2 separate regions of the Homo sapiens genome follow, and region 2 is linked to region 1. The links are chromatin loops, found by intact Hi-C in ENCODE. Cell type or tissue: A673. All regions are shown on one strand. Links, peaks and the distances in the headings refer to the core of each region. The heading gives the core; the rest is flanking DNA.

Evidence for each region. Peaks named below come from ENCODE experiments on the same cell type or tissue, not always from the same donor. Only the 100,000 strongest peaks of a DNase experiment are listed, where the experiment ranks them.
Region 2: it touches region 1 in a loop (9-fold over the local background); 3 of 110 quality-filtered maps call a loop at or near these places.

What each region holds. Positions count from the first base shown.
Region 1 is chr11:22,125,647-22,135,290 of GRCh38, reverse strand. The region is part of intron 1 of LOC124902645 (a long non-coding RNA gene); the gene reads left to right. Among named protein-coding and RNA genes, the nearest start is that of ANO5, 63 kb to the left of the region's middle. In A673, for the core only: a CTCF peak has its summit at 4,400 (motif pointing right); a DNase peak (open chromatin) is centred at 4,440.
Region 2 is chr11:21,867,713-21,877,356 of GRCh38, reverse strand. All of the region lies in intron 2 of LOC102723370 (a long non-coding RNA gene), which reads right to left. Among named protein-coding and RNA genes, the nearest start is that of ANO5, 320 kb to the left of the region's middle. In A673, for the core only: a CTCF peak has its summit at 5,557 (motif pointing left); DNase peaks (open chromatin) are centred at 3,216, 4,456 and 5,556; H3K4me3 peaks cover 1,104 bases; H3K27ac peaks cover 2,742 bases.

The DNA of each region.
Region 1 (9,644 bases), core at 801-8,800:
GTGGTACTTCCCCTTATCTTTTTCTCTTCTTCCAAAGATGTACCTTTCTTCCCTATCATCTTCTGCCATGATTGTAAGTTTTCTGAGGCCTGCCCAGCCATGTGGAATTGTTAGTCAATTAAACCTCTTTTCTTCATAAATGACCTAGTCTCATGTAGTTCTCTGTAGCAGAGTGAAAATGGACTAATACACTATAGATAAAGAACTGTCAGTTTATCTTTTCAAGAAAAACTTTTATTAATCTTTTCTATTGTTTTTCTAGTCTCTGTTTCATTAATTTCTGCTTTAATCCTATTATTTTATTCCTTCTGCTAACTTTGAGCTATGTTCTTTTTTTTCCCCTAGTTTCTGGAGGTATAAAGGTAAATTTATTATTTAATATCTTTCTGCTCTTTTTGCCCCCTAATTTCCAAAACTTGTTAGTTTCTGATTTTTAATGTAGGAGTTAATCACTATAAATGTACCTCTTAAAAGTGCTTCACTGCATTCCATAACTTTTAGCATGTTCTATTTTCATCTTCTTAAGAAATTTTTTGATTTTTAAATTTCTTTATTGTTTCATTTGTTGTTCAGGAATGTATTGTTTAATATGCACGTATTTGTGAATTTTCTGATCTTCCTTCTGGTTTTGGTTTCTAGTTTCAAACCATTGTGGTAAGAAAAAGATACTTGATATAATTTCAATGTTCTTAAATTTGTTAAGATTTGTTTTGTGACCTAACATGTGGTCTATTCTGGACAATTCCCCTTGTATGTTTGTGAAGAATGTCCAGTATTCATCTTCTTTGGGATGAAATGTTCTGTATATGTCTATTAGGACAATTTGATCTCTGGTGTTGTTCTAGTCTACTGTTTCCTTACCAGTTTTCTGTCTGTATGTTCTGTCCACTGTTGAAGATGGGATATTGAAGTCTCTTAGTATTATTGTATTGCTATCTATCTTATTTCATCTCTATAAATATTTGATTTATACATGTAGGTGCTCTAATGTTGGGGGTATATATATTTATATTTTTATATCTTACTGATAAATTGATAATTTTATCATTATTTAATGTTTTGGACTTAACATCTACTTTGTTTCTGTATTTTTCAGATTTCAATTCATTTATTTATTTTTTATTTTTTCCAACTTTTATTTTAGGTTCAGATTTCAGGTACATGTACAGATTTGTTACATGGGTAAATTGTGTGTCACAAGGGTTTGGTGTACAGATTATTTTGTCACCCAGGCAATGAGTACAGTACTCAGTAGATATTTTTCCAACACTCACCCTCCTCCTACCCTCTAACCACAAGAAAGAGGTCTGGTGTCTATTGTTCCCTTATTTTTGTCTACATGTACTCAGTGTTTAGCTCCCACTTATAAGTGAGAACATGTGATATTTGGTTTTCTGTTCCTGTTTTAATTCCCTTAGTATAATGGCCTCTGACTTCATCCATGTTGCTGCAAAAGACATGATTTAATTCATTTTCATGGCTGCATAGTATTCCATTGTGTCTATGTACCACATTTTCTTTTTCCAGTCCATCACTGATGGGCATCTAGGTTAATCCCATGTCTGTGCTATTGTGAATAGTGCTGCAGTAAACATATGTGTTCATGGGTCTTTATGGTAGAATGATTTATATTCCTCTGGGTATATACTCAGTAATGAGATTGCTGGGTCAAATAGTAATTCTGTTTTAAGTTTTTTTTTTTTTTTTGAGAAACCTCTAAACTGCTTTCCACAGTGTCTGAACTAATTTACATTCCCACCAAAGTGTATAAGCATTCCCTTTCCTCTGCACCCTTGCCAGCATCTGTTATTTTTTGAGTTTTTAATCATAGCCATTCTGACTGGTGTGAGATGGTATCTCATTGCGGTTTTGATTTGCATTTCTCTAATGATTAGTGCTTTTGAGCCTTTTTTGTATGCTTGTTGGTGGTGTGTACCTCTTCTTTTAGAGAAGTGCCTGTTCATGTCATTTACCAATTTTTTAGTGGGGTTGTTTGTTTTCTTCTTGTTTGTTTCTTATAGACTATGAATATTTGACCTTTGTTGGATTCATAATTTACAAATATTTTATCCCTATTACAAATACTTTGCCTATTTATTCTGTTGATAGTTTCTTTTGCTGTGCAGAAACTCATTAGTTTAATTAAGTCCCATTTGTCAATTTTTGTCCTTGTTGCAATTGCTTTTGGGGTTTTCATCATGAAAATGTTGCCAGGGTTGATATTCATAATATTTCCTAGGTTTTCTTCTAGGGTTTTTATCCATCGTGAGTTAATTTTTGTATATAGTGACAGGTAGGAGTTCAGTTTTAGCCTTCTGCATATGGTTAGTCAGTTATAACAACATTTATTGAATAAGGTGCCCTGTCCCCCATTGCTTGTTATTGTTGGCTTTGTCAAAGGTCAGTTGGTTGTATGTGTGCAGCTTAATTTCTGGATTCTCTAGTCTATTCCACTGGTCAATGTGTCTGGTTTTGTTCCAGTACCATGCTGTTTTGGTTACTGTATCCTTGTACTATAGTTTGAAGTTGAGCAGTGTGATATCTCCAGCTTTGTTCTTTTTACTTAGGATTGCTTTGGCCTATCACTCTCTCTTTTTGGGTTCATGTGAATTTTACAATAGTTTTTTCTAACTCTGAAAAATATCATTGGTAGTTTTATAGGAATATCATTGAATTTGTAAATTGCTTTGCGTAATATGACCATTTTAACAATGTTGATTCTTCCTATCCATGAATATAGAATGTTTTTCCATTTCTTTGTGTCATCTCTGATTTATTTAAGAGGTGTTTTATAATTCGCATGGTAGAGATCTTTCACGTCCTTGGTTAGCTGTATTTCTAGGTATTTTATTCTTTTTGCAGCTATTACAAATGAGACTGTGTTCTTCACTTGTCTCTCAGCCTGGATGTTATTGAGGTGTAGAAATGCTAACAATTTTTGTTCATTGATTTTGTATCCTGAAACTTTGCTGGAATTGTTTATCAGATCTTCTTTCTTTCTTTCTTCTGCATTGAACAGAGACTTTACTTTTAGCCTATGGGTATCATTGCATGTGAGATGGGTCTTTAAAAGGCAGCATACAGTTGGGTCTTGCTTCTTTATGCAACTTAACCCCTTTGTGCCTTTTAAATGGGGCATTTAGCCCATTTATGTTAAAGGTTAACACTGAAATATGTGGATTTGTTTCGGTCATTGTTTTGTTAGCTGGTTGTAATGTAGACTTGATTGTGTAGTTGCTTTATATTGTCAATAGTCTATGTACTTAAGGGTGTTTTTGTGGTTTATGGTAAGTCTTTCATTTCCATGTTTAGCGCTCCTTTAAGGATCTCTTCTAAGGCAGTTCTGGTAGGAACAAATTCCCCTAGCATTTGCTTGTCTGAAAGGAATCATACTTTCTTCACTTATGAAGCTTAGTTTGGCTGGATAAAAAATTGTTGGTTGGAGTTTCTTTTCCTTAAGGATCTTCTGGCTTGTAGAGTTTCTGCTGAAAGGTCTACTGTTAGCCTGTTGGGGTTCCTTTTTAGGTGTTCTGCCCCTTCTCTGTAGCTGTCTTTAATGTTTTTTCTTCTGCATTGACCTGGGAGAATCTTCTGACTATGCGTCTTTGGGATGGTTATCTTGTATAGTATCTCACACAGATTATCTGGATTTCTTGAATTTGAATGTTGACCTTTCTAGTGATGTTGGGGAGATTTTCATGGACAACATCCTCAAATGATTTCCAATTTTCTTGCTTTCTCTTTCTCTTTCAAAGATGCCAAAGCATCATAGGTTAGTCTCTTTACATAATTCCATAATTCTTGGCAGTTTTGTTCATTTTTTAATTTTATTTTTCTGATTAAGTTGAAGAACCAGTCTTTGAGCTCTAAGATTCCTTCCTCAGCTTGGTCTATTCTGATGTTAATATTTTTGATTGCATTATGAAATTCTAGTAGTGTGTTTTTAAGCTGTATCAGATTAGTTTGTTTCTTTATTAAAATGGCTATTTCATCTTTCATCCTTTGAATCATTTTACTAGATTCTTAGATTTCTTGGATAAGTTTTAACTTTCTCCTGGATCTCAATGATCTTCATTGCCATCAAGATTCTTAATTGTACGTCTGTCATTTCAGCCATTTCATTCTGGTTAAGAACCATTGCTGGAGAGGTAGTGCAGTTGTGTGGAGGCAAGAAGACTCTCTGGATATTAGAATTGCCAGAGTTTTTGCACTGGCTCTTTCCCATCTGTGTGGGCTAATGGTCTTGTAACTGTGGAAAAATTTGAGTACAGTCCCTTGGTTTCATTTCTGCCTGTTTTCAGAGGACTTTTGCAGGGTCTTTATTTATGGCTGAATTCTTGCCCTTGGTTTCACATGGAAGTGTATTAAGAAAATTATTTTTGGTGTTGTAGTTTGAGCTATGATCCAGTAGATGGCACTTAAGCATAATGGCTGGTAGATAGGGTATTATTTTGCGTGGCTCCTCTGTATCTCCTCATTTTTGCAGCCATACCCTTCTCAGTGCTCTGAAACTGTGGACTCCTCTTTCACTCAGGTGCTGGCCACAGATGTCAGCTTGGTACTCCCAGGCTATGCACCGCAGCCTTAGGGTAAGCTCATGCTTTTTGTTTCCTCTTCAGCTTGGGTGCAGCAGAGGCAAGGACCTTGGCATTGACAATGGCAGAGGGCCTGTCACTTGTCTCTGGGAGTTTCACCCCACAGAAACACAGATCCTCTACCAATTAGAATGATAAGCTGGTGATGGGGTAACTGTGATGTAGGCCCAAACTGGAGGTCTTACCTCGTGAATAGCTTGGGGTCAGGGACTCATAGGGAAGAGAGACTGGGCTTCTCTTCACACAGTGGCTGTAGAATTCTGGAGGTGCAAGCAAAGTGATCAGGGTCTTTGCTCTGTAGCACAAGACCAACAAAGACAGGTACCACCACAACAGCAATGACAGAAACCCTGTCAGTTGTTTCTAGGAATTCCTCTCCAGAGAAACACAGAGCCACCACTGACTGAGGTGATCAGAGAGTGGTAGGGCGGCTGCACTGGGAGCCCAGTTTGGGAGGCCCTGCCCAGTGAGGATCCAGAGGGTCAGGGACCTCCATGAAAAACATCTGTCTGCTTTTCCACATGGCAGCTGCAGTATACTGAAGGCCTTTGACAGTTCTTGAGCTCTCAGATCTCCATCATGAGGGCAATAGGATAGGGGCTGTGGCAGTGGCAAACACTGCAAACTTGTTGGTTACCTCTGGGAGCTCTATCAGAGAAATGCAGAGCTGGGACTGGTCTAAATGCTCAGACAAGGGTGGTGATATGTTATGGCTCTGTGTACCCACCCAAACTCATCTTGAATTGTACTCCCATAATTCTCACATGTTGTGGGACTGACCCAGTGGGAGATGACTGAATCATGGGGGCAGCTCTTTCCTGTGCTGTTCTCGTGATAATGAATAATTCTAATGAGATCTGATGGTTTTAAAAATGGATGTTTCCCAGCACAAACTCTCTCTTTTTTTGCCTGCTGCCATCCATGTAGGACGTGACTTGCTCCTCCTTGCCTTCCACCATGATTGTGAGGCCTCACCAGCCATGTGGAACTGTAAGTCCATTAAACCTCTTTGTCTTCCCAGTCTCAGGTATGTCTTTATCAGCAGCATGAAAATAGACTAACACAGTAAATTGGTACCAGTAGAGTGGGGTGCTGCTGAAAAAATACCTGAAAATGTGGAAGTGACTTTGGAACTGTGTAACAGGCAGAGGTTGGAACAGTGTGGAGGGCTCAGAAGAAGACAGGAGAATGTGGGAAAGTTTGGAACTCCCTAGGGACTTGTTTAATGACTTTGTCCAAAATGCTGATAATGATATAGACAACGAATTCAGGCTGAGGTGGTCTCAGATGGAGATGAGGAACTTGTTGAGAACTGGAGCAAAGGTGACTCTTGTTATATTTTAGCAAAGGGACTGGCTGCATTTTGCCCCTGCCCTAAAGATTTGTGGAGCTTTGAACTTGAGGTATATGATTTAGGGTATCTGGCAGAAGAAATTTCTAAGCAGCAAAGTATTCAAGAGGTAACTTGGGTGCTGTTAAAAGCATTCAGTTTTAAAAAGGAAACAGCATAAAAGTTTGGAAAATTTTCAGCCTGACTATGTGATGGAAAAGAAAATCCCATTTTCTGTGGAGAAATTCCAGTCACTGCAGAAATTTGCATAAGTAACGAGATGTTATTCCCCATGACAATGGTGAAAAAGTCTCCAGGGCATATCAGAGATCTTCATGACAGCCCCTCCCATCACAGGCCCGGAGGACTAGGAGGAAAAGATGGTTTCCTGGGCCAGACCCCGGGCTCCCTGCTCTGTGAAGCCTAGGGACTTGGTGCCCTGCATTTCAGTTCCTCCAACCATGGCTAAAAGGGGCCAAGGTACAGCTCAGGCTGTTGCTTCAGAGGGTGGAAGCCTCAAACCTTGGCAGCTTCCACATGGTGTTGAGCTTGTGGGTACACAGAAGTCAAGAATTGTGGTTTGGGAACCTCTGCCTAGATTTCAGAGGATGTATGGAAACACTTGGATGCCCAGGCAGATGTTTGTTGCAGGGGTGGGCCCTCATGGAGAACCTTTGCTGGGCAGTGTGGAAGGGAAATGTGGGGTCAAAGTCTCCACACAGAATCTCTATGGGGCACCACCTAGTGGAGCTGTGAGAAGAGGGCAACCATCCTCCAGACCCCAGAATGGTAGATCCACTGTGCACCTGGAAAAGCTGCAGACACTCAATGCCAGCCCATGCAGGGGGAAAGTAGCCAGGAGGGGGACTATACTCTGCAGAGCTACAGGGACGGAGGTGCCCAAGACCATGAAAACCCATCTCTTGCATCAGCATGACCCTGATGTGAGATGTAGAGTCAAAGGAGATCATTTTGGAACTTCAAGATTTGACTACCCTGCTGGATTTCAGATTGCACGATGCCTGTAGCCCCTTTGCTTTGCTCAATTTCTCCCATTTGGAACAGCTGTATTTACCCAATGCCTATACCCCCATTGTATCTAGAAAGTAACTAACTTGTTTTTGATTGCACAGGCTCATAGGTAGAAGGGACTTGCCTTGTCTTGGATGAGACTTTGGACTGTGGACTTTGGAGTTAATGCTGAACTGAGTTAACACTTTGGGAGACTGTTGGGAAGATATTATTGGTATTGAAATGTGAGGACATGAGATTTTGGAGGGGCCAGGGTTTTGGGGAACCTGCCCTGAAAATCACGTAGGTTCTTTTCTATTTTCCTAAGTGTTGGCTGGCTTGAGAAATAAAGGGACAGAGTACAAAAGAGAGAAATTTTAAAGCTGGGTGTCCAGGGGAGACATCACACATTGGTAGGATCCATGATGCCCCACAAGCCACAAAAACCAGCAAGTTTTTATTAGGGATTTTCAAAAGGGGAGGGAGTGTGCAAATAGGTGTGGGTGACAGGCATCAAGTACTTAACAGGGTAATAGAATATCACAAGGCAAGTGGAGGCAGGATGAGATCACAGGACCACAAGACTGAGGCGAAATTAAAATTGCTAATGAAGTTTCGGGCACCATTGTCATTGATAACATCTTATCAGGAGACAGGGTTTTGAGATCAACCGGTCTGACCAAAATTTATTAGGCGGGAATTTCTTCTTCCTAATAAGCCTGGGAGCGCTATGGGAGACTGGAATTTATTTCATCTCTGCAGACTTGACCATAAGAGACAGGTACGCCCCGGGGGTCCAGTTCAGAGACCTACCCCCAGGTGCGCATTCTCTTTCTCAGGGATATTCCATGCTGAGAAAAAGAATTCAGCGATATTTCTCCCATTTGCTTTTGAAAGAAGAGAAATATGGCTCTGTTCTGCCTGGCTCACCAGCGGTCAGAGTTTAAGTTTATCTCTCTTATTTCCTAAACATTGCTGTTATCTTGTTCTTTTTTCAAGGTGCCCAGATTTCATATTGTTTAAACACACATGCTCTACAATTTGTGCAGTTAATGCAATTATCACATGGTCCTGAGGCGACATACATCCTCCTTGGCTGACAGGATTAAGAGATTAAAGCAAAGACAGGCATAGGAAATCACAAGGGTATTGATTGGGGAAGTGATAAGTGTCCATGAAATCTTTACAATTTATGTTTAGGGACTGCAGTAAAGACGGGCATAAGAAATTATAAAAGTATTAATTTGGGGAACTAATAAATGTCCACAAAATCTTCACAATCCACGTTCTTCTGTCATGGCTTCAGCCAGTCCCTCCGTTTGGGGTCCCTGATTTCCCACAACACCAGGGGTGGAATGATATGGTTTGGCACTGTGTCCCCACCCAAATATCATCTTAAATTGTACTCCTTTAATTTCCATGTGTTGTGGGAAGGACATGGTGGGAGATAATGGAATCATGGGGGTGGGTCTTTTCTCTGCTGTTCTTGTGATAGCGGATAAATCTCATGAGATCTGATGGTTTTATAAGGGGGAGTTTCCCTGAACAAATTCTCTCTCTTTTTGCTTGCTGCCATCCATGTAAGACATAACTTGTTCCTCCTTGCCTTCCTCCATGATTGTGAGGACTCCCCAGCCATATGGAACTGTAAGTCCATTAAACCTCTTTCTTTTGTAAATTGTCCAATCTCAGGTATGTCTTTATCAGCAGTGTGAAAATAGACTAATACAGGTGGAGTGGCTGCATCGGGGTCCCAGGCCAATGGGCTTTGCCTGTTGATGTGCAGCAGAGGTGAAGTCTATAGTCCATCTACTCAGCACCAAGGATGCAGCTCCTATCCTGAGAGCGCATGAGATAGGCTGGCCTCCCTTGTTGTTTGGAGCTATGGAAGCTGGCTTCAGGGTACTTAGGGATCTAAGACCATTGGGGCTCCATGTAGGCTTCAGTGGCAGATCTACCCAGCTTTCACAAAACTCTCCATGTTAGTCTGGAGGCTCTAAAGAGGAGGTCAAGGGGATCTTCTGTGCTAAGGATTTCAAAGACTCATGGCAGAAGTATGGGTCCTGAGATGCTCTTGCTCACTTACTCTATCCTCTTGGTGGGGAGCCACTCTTGGTGCCATGCCAATCCTGGGTGTGTGCTTTTCCTGCCTTACTTCTCTCTGAGCTCCATGGGTCACTATTGCTTATTTGATAAATCCCAACATTACCTCCTGGATAATCCATTTGAAGAGCTAGTGTTTACTTCTCATTCTATCTCCTCTCCATGAGAGTGGCACACAATAGCTGCTTCTAGTCAGCCACCTTGCACCTCCTCTGTGTTTGTTTAAGTAAAGCCACCCCAGCAATCTTTTGTTTACCATTTGCATGAAATACCTTTTATTCTATCCCTTCACTTTTAGTCTGTGTGTCCTTAAATCTCAAGTGAGTCTCTGGAAAACAGCATATAGTTGGGTCTTTTTTTAAAAAAAAAATCTATTCAGTCACTCTATGTCTTTGGATTAAGAATTTTAAACCATTTATGTTTAAAACAATTTTTGCTAGCAAAGGACTTACTATTGCTATTTTGTTTGTTTGTTGTATTAGCCTGTTCTCGCACTGCTGATAAAGATGCCCGAGACTGGGCAATTTACAAAAGAAAGAGATTTAATACACTTACAATTCTGAGTGGCTGAGGAGACCTCACAATCATGGCAGAAGGAAAGGAGG
Region 2 (9,644 bases), core at 817-8,816, 260 kb after region 1:
TCAGGCAGATACAAGAGCAGCTGCATCCAGAAAAGTGTTAGACACCAAGGAATTCATCTAAATTCCTTTTTTACAGCCATTCTTCAGTTTATTCAACAACTTTTGGAGACTGAATCCATTAATAAAATGTCATGATATCATTTTATTTATTCTGACTGTTACTTTCAAAATCAGAAAAAAAGTCAGATTAGGTATAATTCTTTAGAGTGCATGATGAATATTCAGTTTGATAACTCTTCATTCATTCAAATCTAAAGATATAGACTTTCACTTTCAGAAGAATATAGCTATTGGTACTACAGGGAAAAGCTACATGGGGACCAGGCAAATAAAGAATTAATTTTAGAAATTGATAACCCTTCACATATTAAGAGGAAGAACAGCTTCTCTTCATACTGATGTTTTCTATTAAGTCATCTATTAAAAACCCTTGACTTTATTATGAGAGGATTTGTCACGGACAAGTGGCATTAATTAAAACTCTTCATATCATGCCTCAGGATTCTTTTGTCCATATCCATTAAAATCTTACTTTAAAATGATAGAAAATAATTTTAAAAGTATGGCCGGGCGCGGTGGCTCACGCCTGTAATCCCAGCACTTTGGGAGGCCGAGGCGGGTGGATCACGAGGTCAGGAGGTCGAGACCATCCCGGCTAAAACGGTGAAACCCCGTCTCTACTAAAAATACAAAAAATTAGCCGGGCGTAGTGGCGGGCGCCTGTAGTCCCAGCTACTTGGGAGGCTGAGGCAGGAGAATGGCGTGAACCCGGGAGGCGGAGCTTGCAGTGAGCCGAGATCCCGCCACTGCACTCCAGCCTGGGTGACAGAGCGAGACTCCGTCTCAAAAAAAAAAAAAACCAAGAAAATAATTTTAAAAGTAGCATCTAGGCTGGGCCCTGTGGCTCACGCCTGCAACCCCAGCATTTTAGGAGGCCGAGGCGGGTGGATCACAAGGTCATGAGTTCGAAACCAGCCTGGCCATCATGGTGAAATCCTGCCTCTACTAAAAATACAAAATCTGGTGGCAGATGCCTGTAATCCCAGCTACTTGGGAGGCTGAGGTGGGAGAATCATTTGAACCTAGGAGGTGGAGGCTGCAGTGAGCCAAGACCACGCCATTGCACTCCAGCCTGTGTGACAGGGCGAGACTCCATCTTAAAAAAAAAAAAAAAAAGAAAAGAAATAAAAAAGTTTCATGTAACATAACTGGAATACCACAGATACTGAGCTCCAAAACAGCGTAATCTGGGGCCCAACAGGGAGGGTCATTAAAGACGTTGATTTTTTCTATATTTTTAGTCACCATCTCTGAGAGGTTGCTTCTTCAACTTGTGTGGCAAGATGGCTACAGCTCTTATGGAATTACGTTCAGAGAGGTCAACGTCCATAGGAAGGGGTAGAGTGGTCTTTCTTCATCTTTCTTGGGAGTGGGGAGACTTTCATCAGACTAATCCCCACCCAAGTGACTTTCCTCCATGATCAGAATTGTGTCACATGAACATTTTTCTGGATAGGTGAATCATTGGCAAGGGTGAAATGGGTGCTGGGAACTAATCACAATGTCCATCACATGCTATATTTTAGAGTGTTTCTTTGAATCAGAGTAACACAGCTCTATACTCACTGCAAGATGAGCAGATTAAAGGAGAGGCTGGCCAAGTTGAAGGTAGTGCAGGTTTAATGTAGAGTATCGAAGCATATGGCCATTAAAAGTCGTGGTTAGACCCACAATGATGTTATGGTGTTTTCTAAAGGTGTGGAAGAAATTTGGAAGTCTAGCTCCTCATGGGCATGGGCTTCCTGAAGCATGCCCCTTTGTTAGCAGCAGCATATAAGGCCATTTTGATATTCTAGAGCACGAAAAACTAAAATCCTTTACTTTCCTTTGGGTGAAGAATCTACCTCTTTCAAACCACTGGATTTATAGGGGATGAGAAGCAGCGTTAAAAGTTTATTTTCTTTAATTCTTATCAGCTCTGTGTTTTTTGTATTAAGTCCCACTAATTTAGAGGAAATAAATGTCCTTAGTTCACCTGAGAATAAGAAAACAGGTCTCTAATCAGACCAATACAAACATAAGCTCCTTTTGATGCCAACAGGCAGAGCAGTTTAATAATTAGTCTCCCAACTCAACCCATTTCAAATACACAATGAAGCAAAAAAAGAACTGAAGCTGCTCAAATTCTCTACTGAAGCATGGATTGAATTGGGACTGGGAATGAAGGTGAGAAGGTTAGTGGGTGCAGATGTGCACAAAAATATAATCAGGGAAAATATTGCCTGAATTGGGGGAACTGACATTTCAGATAGCAAACTAACTTTCTGCTGAGTAACACTGGCCACATAAATAAAGAAACATTTTTATGAGCCATCTGGATGCCCACATCATGTTACCAAATCATGTCAAACTAATTCATCTTAGGACGTGTATATTTTAACTCTTTAAAAACTTATTTAGACTTAACCTGGAATTATGATTTTTAGTCTGAATTCAGCTGCAGGTTCTCAGAGTTTTACTACTTTGCGGTAAAGATTTCCTTTTTTCTCAGTTTAAGACTAGCAAGTGATAGGCAATATTATTTTAGTGCATTTTAATGGAGAATATCCAAAAAATTAGACCAGTTGTTTTAGAATGATAGAATGTGCTCACTGGTGTGAATACGATAGAAAGACATAAAACATCACCATGTGGAATATAATCATTATTGCTATTATTAATATTTGATTAATATTCAAGTCTGTCATCAGGACTGGGCAGCAACAAATTCTTCACTCTCATTGTTTTCCAGAATATTTCCTTATATTTCTTAAGTATTAAGATCTTTGTTTTTAACTTATAAAATATCTAGTACAGTGATATAAAGGGGGTAGAGTAGAACCCCACACTTGAATTATTCAGTTTGTCAAATAAAGTTTTACTTAACTTCAAGGTTATGAAGAAATAAGAGGCAAATAATATGAAGAAAACTGTAAACATGACACTGAGGAGACAATGCTTGTTTCCCTCTTTGTTTCTGGGATTCTAAGGATTTCCCTAAGGAAATCAAATTTTCCTTTTTACCATTAAGCCTCATTTCAGAACTTGGGGTTTTGGCGGAAGTGGTTGTATAATTGTATTATCTAAAAAATAATGGTGCTGACTATATAATCCCTTAAAAGAATTTCTTTTTTAAAGAGTTAATATGAGGAATTTTCCTTAGAGGTTAAAAGAACTGAGAACTACATAATGAATTGCAGAGAGGAGTGTGGTGGAGAATTATAGTGTGCCTTGCTTCCAGAGACTAAATCCCAGTGAAAACTTCTGAGGAGACATGGCAAATAGTAGAGGGAGGAAGAAGTCATAAACAGCTTGCTGGATGAGGTGAGTTTTCACTGCTACAACATAAGATTAATTTGTAGAAGACTAGCTTTTCCAAGTGGCTACTTAAATTTCTGCTTCGATGTGTAATTGTAATTCAAAACTGAACATGGCCAAAATTAAATTCTTGCCTTACTTTGCTTTCAGAATGACTTCTCTTCTAATCTGCATTTGAACAAATGAAACAGCATAGCATCAGCCCAAAACCCAGCAGTTGCTTTACTTTATCTATTTTTCTCATGGCTGACTTCCAATTCATGGAAACCTCTTGTGATCTCTATCTTTAAAATACGTTGTGAATTTGACCACTACTCACCCTTTCTACTTGTTAACACATTAATCTACCAACTTCCCTCATCCAGATTATTACAATTCCTGAATTAACTTCTCTATTTCTATTATTTCTTCCTAAAGTCAATTTTCCAAATAAAATTTAAGGTCATCTTTTAAAAATGTACATACAAACAGTTCACTCTCCTGATCAGAACCATAATATGGACTAATAAGAAGAAAAGTACTCTAAGTTCTGAGACAGTTGTATATCACCTACCTTCTTAACTCTATGAAAATCTGTCTCGTTATTCTCTCCCCTCATTCACTGTGGTTCAGCCCTCTTCAACATCAGCCTTCTTGCTATTCTTTAAATGTAGAAGCTTATTCTTAGCCTAGGTCTTTGCCATGTTTTACTTCCTCTATAAGGTTCTCCTCTTCCTTAGATTTATTCATGTCTCTATTTCCTCTTAATAAAAGCCTTTATGTTAAGGTGGTCAGTTAAAACAGCAATAATCAATAATGTGAAACTTATATTTCTGGTCAAGATAGATTATCAGGAACTAGATTTATCTCCAAACAAAAACAATTTATAAAGTACACAAAATGTATAAAAAATGGCTTTCAAATTATTGGACATTAAGCAACAAAGGACAGTAGTTTATAAGATATGGAAAAAATGAGAGAAACTTTATAATTTCCATCGCTTAATGGCTCTGATGCATATAATTTGCATTAAAGGGTGGAGAACTTAGGCAAGTTCATTATACTCAGTGAGGCAAGAAGATGGAGCCAGCATTCTGTGGAAGCAAGGGTGGTGAGAGTTAACAGGATAAAGTGCCAGAGAGAAGAAAACTACACAGGCATAATGCCAGAGATCCCTACAGGGTCCTCTTCAAGTATTTAGTTAAGTACCAATCAGCACGTAAAACTACCCAAGGTCAGAGAAAGAACCCTCTGAAAAATTAGAAAGAACGACCAGCTCTTAACAAAATGCAGGAATAGAACCTGTTTTCAACAATCAGAGTAGAGGCCTCATAATTCACAAGAAATCAGTTAGACTACTAAAAATATCTTGCCTTAGTAGTAGAAAAATTTAAACCTTGAATAAAAGCTACTCTCCCCCTCCACACAAATCTTAAAAGCAAAACCCAGAAATGTGTTAAATAATATTTTCTGGAATACAAAAAATATTCAGCATTCCAAACAGGCAAAACTCACAAGGACTTGCCTCCAATAAAAAATTACCAGAAATGGCCTGTAATCCCAGCACTTTGGGAGGCAGAGGCGGACAGATCAAGAGGTCAGGAGATCGAGACCATCCTGGCTAACACGGTGAAACCCCGTCTCTACTAAAAATACAAAAAAAGAAAAAAGAAATTAGCTGGGCATGGTGGTGGGTGCCTGTAGTCCCAGTTACTTGGGAGGCTGAGGCAGGAGAACGGCGTGAACCTGGGAGGCGGAGCTTGCAGTGAGCCGAGATCGCACCACTGCACTCTAGCCTGGACGACAGTGACAGACTACGTCAAAAAAAAAAAAAAAAAAAAAAAAAAAAATACTAGAAGTGCAAAAAAGCAGTAAATTATGGCTCACAATAAGAAGAAATGTCAGTGGAAAGGTAACCAAAAATGACACAGATTATAGAATTAGTAGACAATGAAATTAAAACAGTTAAACAACTGTATCCCACATGTTCTTAAGCTAGAGAAAAGACTGAACATGATATAAGTAGAGACACAGAAAATAGGCTGGGCACGGTGGCTCATGCCTGTAATCCCAGCACTTTGGGAGGCCGAGGCAGGTGGATCATTTGAGGTCAGGCGTTTGAGACCAGCCTGACCAATATGATGAAACCCCATCTCTACTAAAAAATACAAAAATTAGCCAGACGTGGTGGTGTGTGCCTGTAGCCCCATCTACTGGGAAGGCTAAGACAGGAGAATCGCTTGAACCCAGGAGGCAGAGCTTGCAGTGAGCCGAGATAGTGCCACTGCACTCCAGCCTGGGCAACAGAGCGAGACTAGGTCTCAAAAAATAAAAAACAAAAGAGACATAGAAAATACATTGAAGAAACAAATCAAACTTCCAGGAATAGAAATTACAATGTTGGAGATACAATATACTAGATGGAATTAATGGCAGATTAGACATTGCAGAAAAAATATAACCTTTGAATATGAAGGCTTAACAATGGAAACTTTCCAAAATAAAACACACAGAGAAACAAGAATAAGGAAAAATAACCAGGGAAACAATAAGCAGTTGGACAACTTAAAGCAGTCTAACATGCTTTTAGTTGGAATTCTTGAAAGAGAAGAGATGGGAAAACAAACATAAAATTGTATGTGTGTTTGTATGTATGTGTATGTGTGTGTGTGTGACACAGTGGCAGAAAATTTTGCAAATTTGATGAAAGTTATAAAGTTATAGATCCAAGAAGCTCAATGAACCCTAAGCATAAGAAAAATGAAGATAACTATAGCAAGGAACATCATAATTATATCATATTTTTTAAAAATAATGATATAATTTTTAGGTAATCAAAGGAAAAAATAAACAGTTTGTATAAAGAAAAACAGAAAGATGGCAAATTTTTCATTGAAAACATTGCAAGTAAGGAGACAGTTAATCAATTTAAGTCAAAAATGAGGGAAAGAAGTCTTCTGTCAATAGCTCTATTTAACATACACTGAAGGTTCTATTTGGCACATTCAGTTAAGAAAAAGCAGTAACACATATCCAGGTAAGACAAGAAGTAAAACTGTCTTTATTTGCAGATAACATGACCGTCCATAGAAAAAAATGTGATTTAATCTACAAAAAGGCTACTAGAACAAATCAGTGAGTTTGACAATGTTGTAAGACGTAAGATTATTATGTAAAAAAATTTCTACTTCTATAAACTAGTAAAGAACAATTGAAAATTGTAATTATAAACTGTTATTTACAATAGCACCACAAATAAGAAATACTTAGGATAAATCTAGCAAAAGATGTGGTTGACCTATAAGCAGAAAACCATAAAAATTTGCTGAGAGAAATTATATTACTTAAATAAAAGGATAATACATATTGTTCATGGATAGCAAGACTTGATACTCTTGCAATGCTAATTTTCTCCTAATTGAACTACAAAGCCAATGTAATCCCAATCAAAATCAGAGTGGATTCTTTTGTAGAAACTGACAAGCTAATTCTATAATTCATATAGAAATGCAAAGAATATAGACTAGATTGCACAACTTTTAAAAAGAACAAAATTAAATAACTTATACTACAAGACTTTAAAACTTACCATAAAATTAATGTAATCAAGGTAATATATTAACATTAAGATACTTTGATTAAGGGAAGAGAATGGAGTTGAGAAACAGATTTATACATATATGATTAATTGGGTTTTGATAAGGTTACAGAGATAATTCTGTCAAAAAAAGTAATGTTTTCAACAAATGGTAATGAAAAATGTGGATACCCATATGCATAATTCTATGCTTCATATCATATACACAAATATATGTTATAAACCTAAATGTATAACCTAAAACTAATACTTCTAGAAGAAAACATACGAGAAAAATATTTGCAGTATTTAGGCAAAATTTTCTTAGATATGACCCCAAAAACATGATATATAAAAGGATAAATTGATAAATTGGACTTCAAATAATTAATAACTGCTCTTCAATAAGCATGTTTAAGAAAATGAAAAAGCAAGCCACATATCAGAATAAAATATTTGTAACTATATATCTGATAAAAGACTTGAATCCAGAACTTACAAAAGTTTTCCAAACTCAAGAATACAAAAATCCATTTAAAAATGGACAAAAGGTGTCAATGGACATTTCACCAAAAAAGATGTATGGATTAAATATTAAAAGATACTAATCTTCATTAATCATTAGGGAAATACAAGTTTAAACTACAATGAGATACTACTCTACATTTGATAGAATGGGTAAAATTAAAAACCAGCCACACCAGGCAGACGTTAGTATGTAGAGCAAGCAGGGTTATGTCAAGGTGACCTATTATAACTTTGATTTCATGTTCTAATATTTCCTTACTAGAACATGGAAATACAAGATTTTTGTGATTAGATCCAGTATTCTATAGCTTTGTTAACTTTTCTTAATTTCTCACTTATTTTTGTTGCTATTGTGGATTCCATAAGGTTATCTACATCTGCCTGCTGTTTTGGAAAGTATTTTTAGGCTTTATCTAGGTTTATTTGTAGAGTGATTTGTGTCATTAATGATATCTGTCAGTGACACATAAGGAAGCCGTGGGAGCAAACATATAGCTCTTTTTATTCCTAATTTATGCTAATTCCCACTTCATATAAATAAGAAAATTAAGTCTCAGAGAGGTGAAGTTATACACCTAAGTATGGTAGAAGTAAGCCAACTTGTGTACATTCTTTCTTAAGTACAGTTTTTACTATGCGTCCCACTAACTTCTCCTCAAAGTCTTCCTGAAATCTCATTTTTCTTCAGAAATAATTCAAGCCTAGTCTTCCCAGATAGAATTGTTTTATCCTTTCCTTGTGGATACACTGTCCTTAGATCATATCTGTATCATGACCTATATCTTAATATTTATTTCATTTACTACAAGGCAATCCTCTTAGGTGGGAAGTGTGCATACACACTACATTATCTTTAACTCTTAAAAAAAGTGTTATTCCTTATAAAGATATCTATGTGGTTTAAAAAATAAGCAAACCACAACAATAACAAAATCCTAGAGATTAAAGGGCATTGATCACACACTACCTTATAAGGTATCCATTGTAAAGAACAATTTCCCTTCCTTTGCACTAATTAAATTGCTTTAATATAATAGAAGCTCACTGAATTCAAACATATTTTTAAATCTTTGGAATATAAATTCCTTATAAACCAAAAAATTGAACTTCTAATGTTAGAAAACCCACACTGAAGCAGGCTAGTGAAAGGCATATTTTTAGCAGGTGGCTTCCCAATGATACTAAAAATGAGGTTTTGCAGGCAGCCATCTGTTTCTCCTCCTCACCAGTCTTCCTGCTTTGTATCCTCATTGCAAATATGTACTACTATGGGGCTAGACTTCTCATGATTTAATGGATACTACTTACTCCTACTACTACTAATAATAAATTAACAATAATAATAAAGTACTTATTTAAAGTTTAAGTAAGGGAATCATACATACTATACATGGCTAGTAAAACGGCTTATGTCATTGGCCTATGTGGTCAGTCTATTGATTTGCATTAGAGAATTTTTTAATATAACTGAAATATATAAATTAGGAACCTTTAAAATGCAAGGAAGTACACAAAAGAGACCCTCGTTTATGGGGTGAATTAAAAAAAATTCAAAACTAACTAAAGGCCACATTTTGTTCTACAAGATTACATATGCATGAGGAAATAGAATATACATTCAAACAAATAAAGAAAGTGTACACTCAGGGTATTGTGAATACCAGCAAGTGGCGAACTAGTCTTTGCTGCAGAATATCTGTGCATTTATTTTTACCAAAGCCAGGAGCTGACTTTTGTCATTGCCCATACCACATCTTAAGGAAAAAAAAAATCTAGTTGAAGAGTTCCAGTAAAAAGAGTTATAAAGTGTATCACTTTATCGAGGTTAGTCACCTTCTTCTCTCTCCTAAACTCTACTTGTGCTGCTCTTGCACATAAAACAAATGAAAATCAATTTCTCCACAGCTTAGTTTGATAGAAGGAAGAAGAGCTTTGTTTATAATAAATCTGGGGTCAATTCTTGGGGCTCAGTGTCTTAATATCCTTATTTGCAAAACTGGGATGATAGTATCTGTTTTGCATGCATTATGAAACTTATAAACAATACAGAACAAAATCCTTAAAATTAATAAACAAGAGCCAGGCTTGGTGGCTCACGCCTGTAATTCCAGCACTTTGGGAGGCTGAGGCAGGTGGATCATGAGGTCAGGAGATTGAGATCATCCTGGCCAACATGGTGAAACCCCATCTCTACTAAAAATAC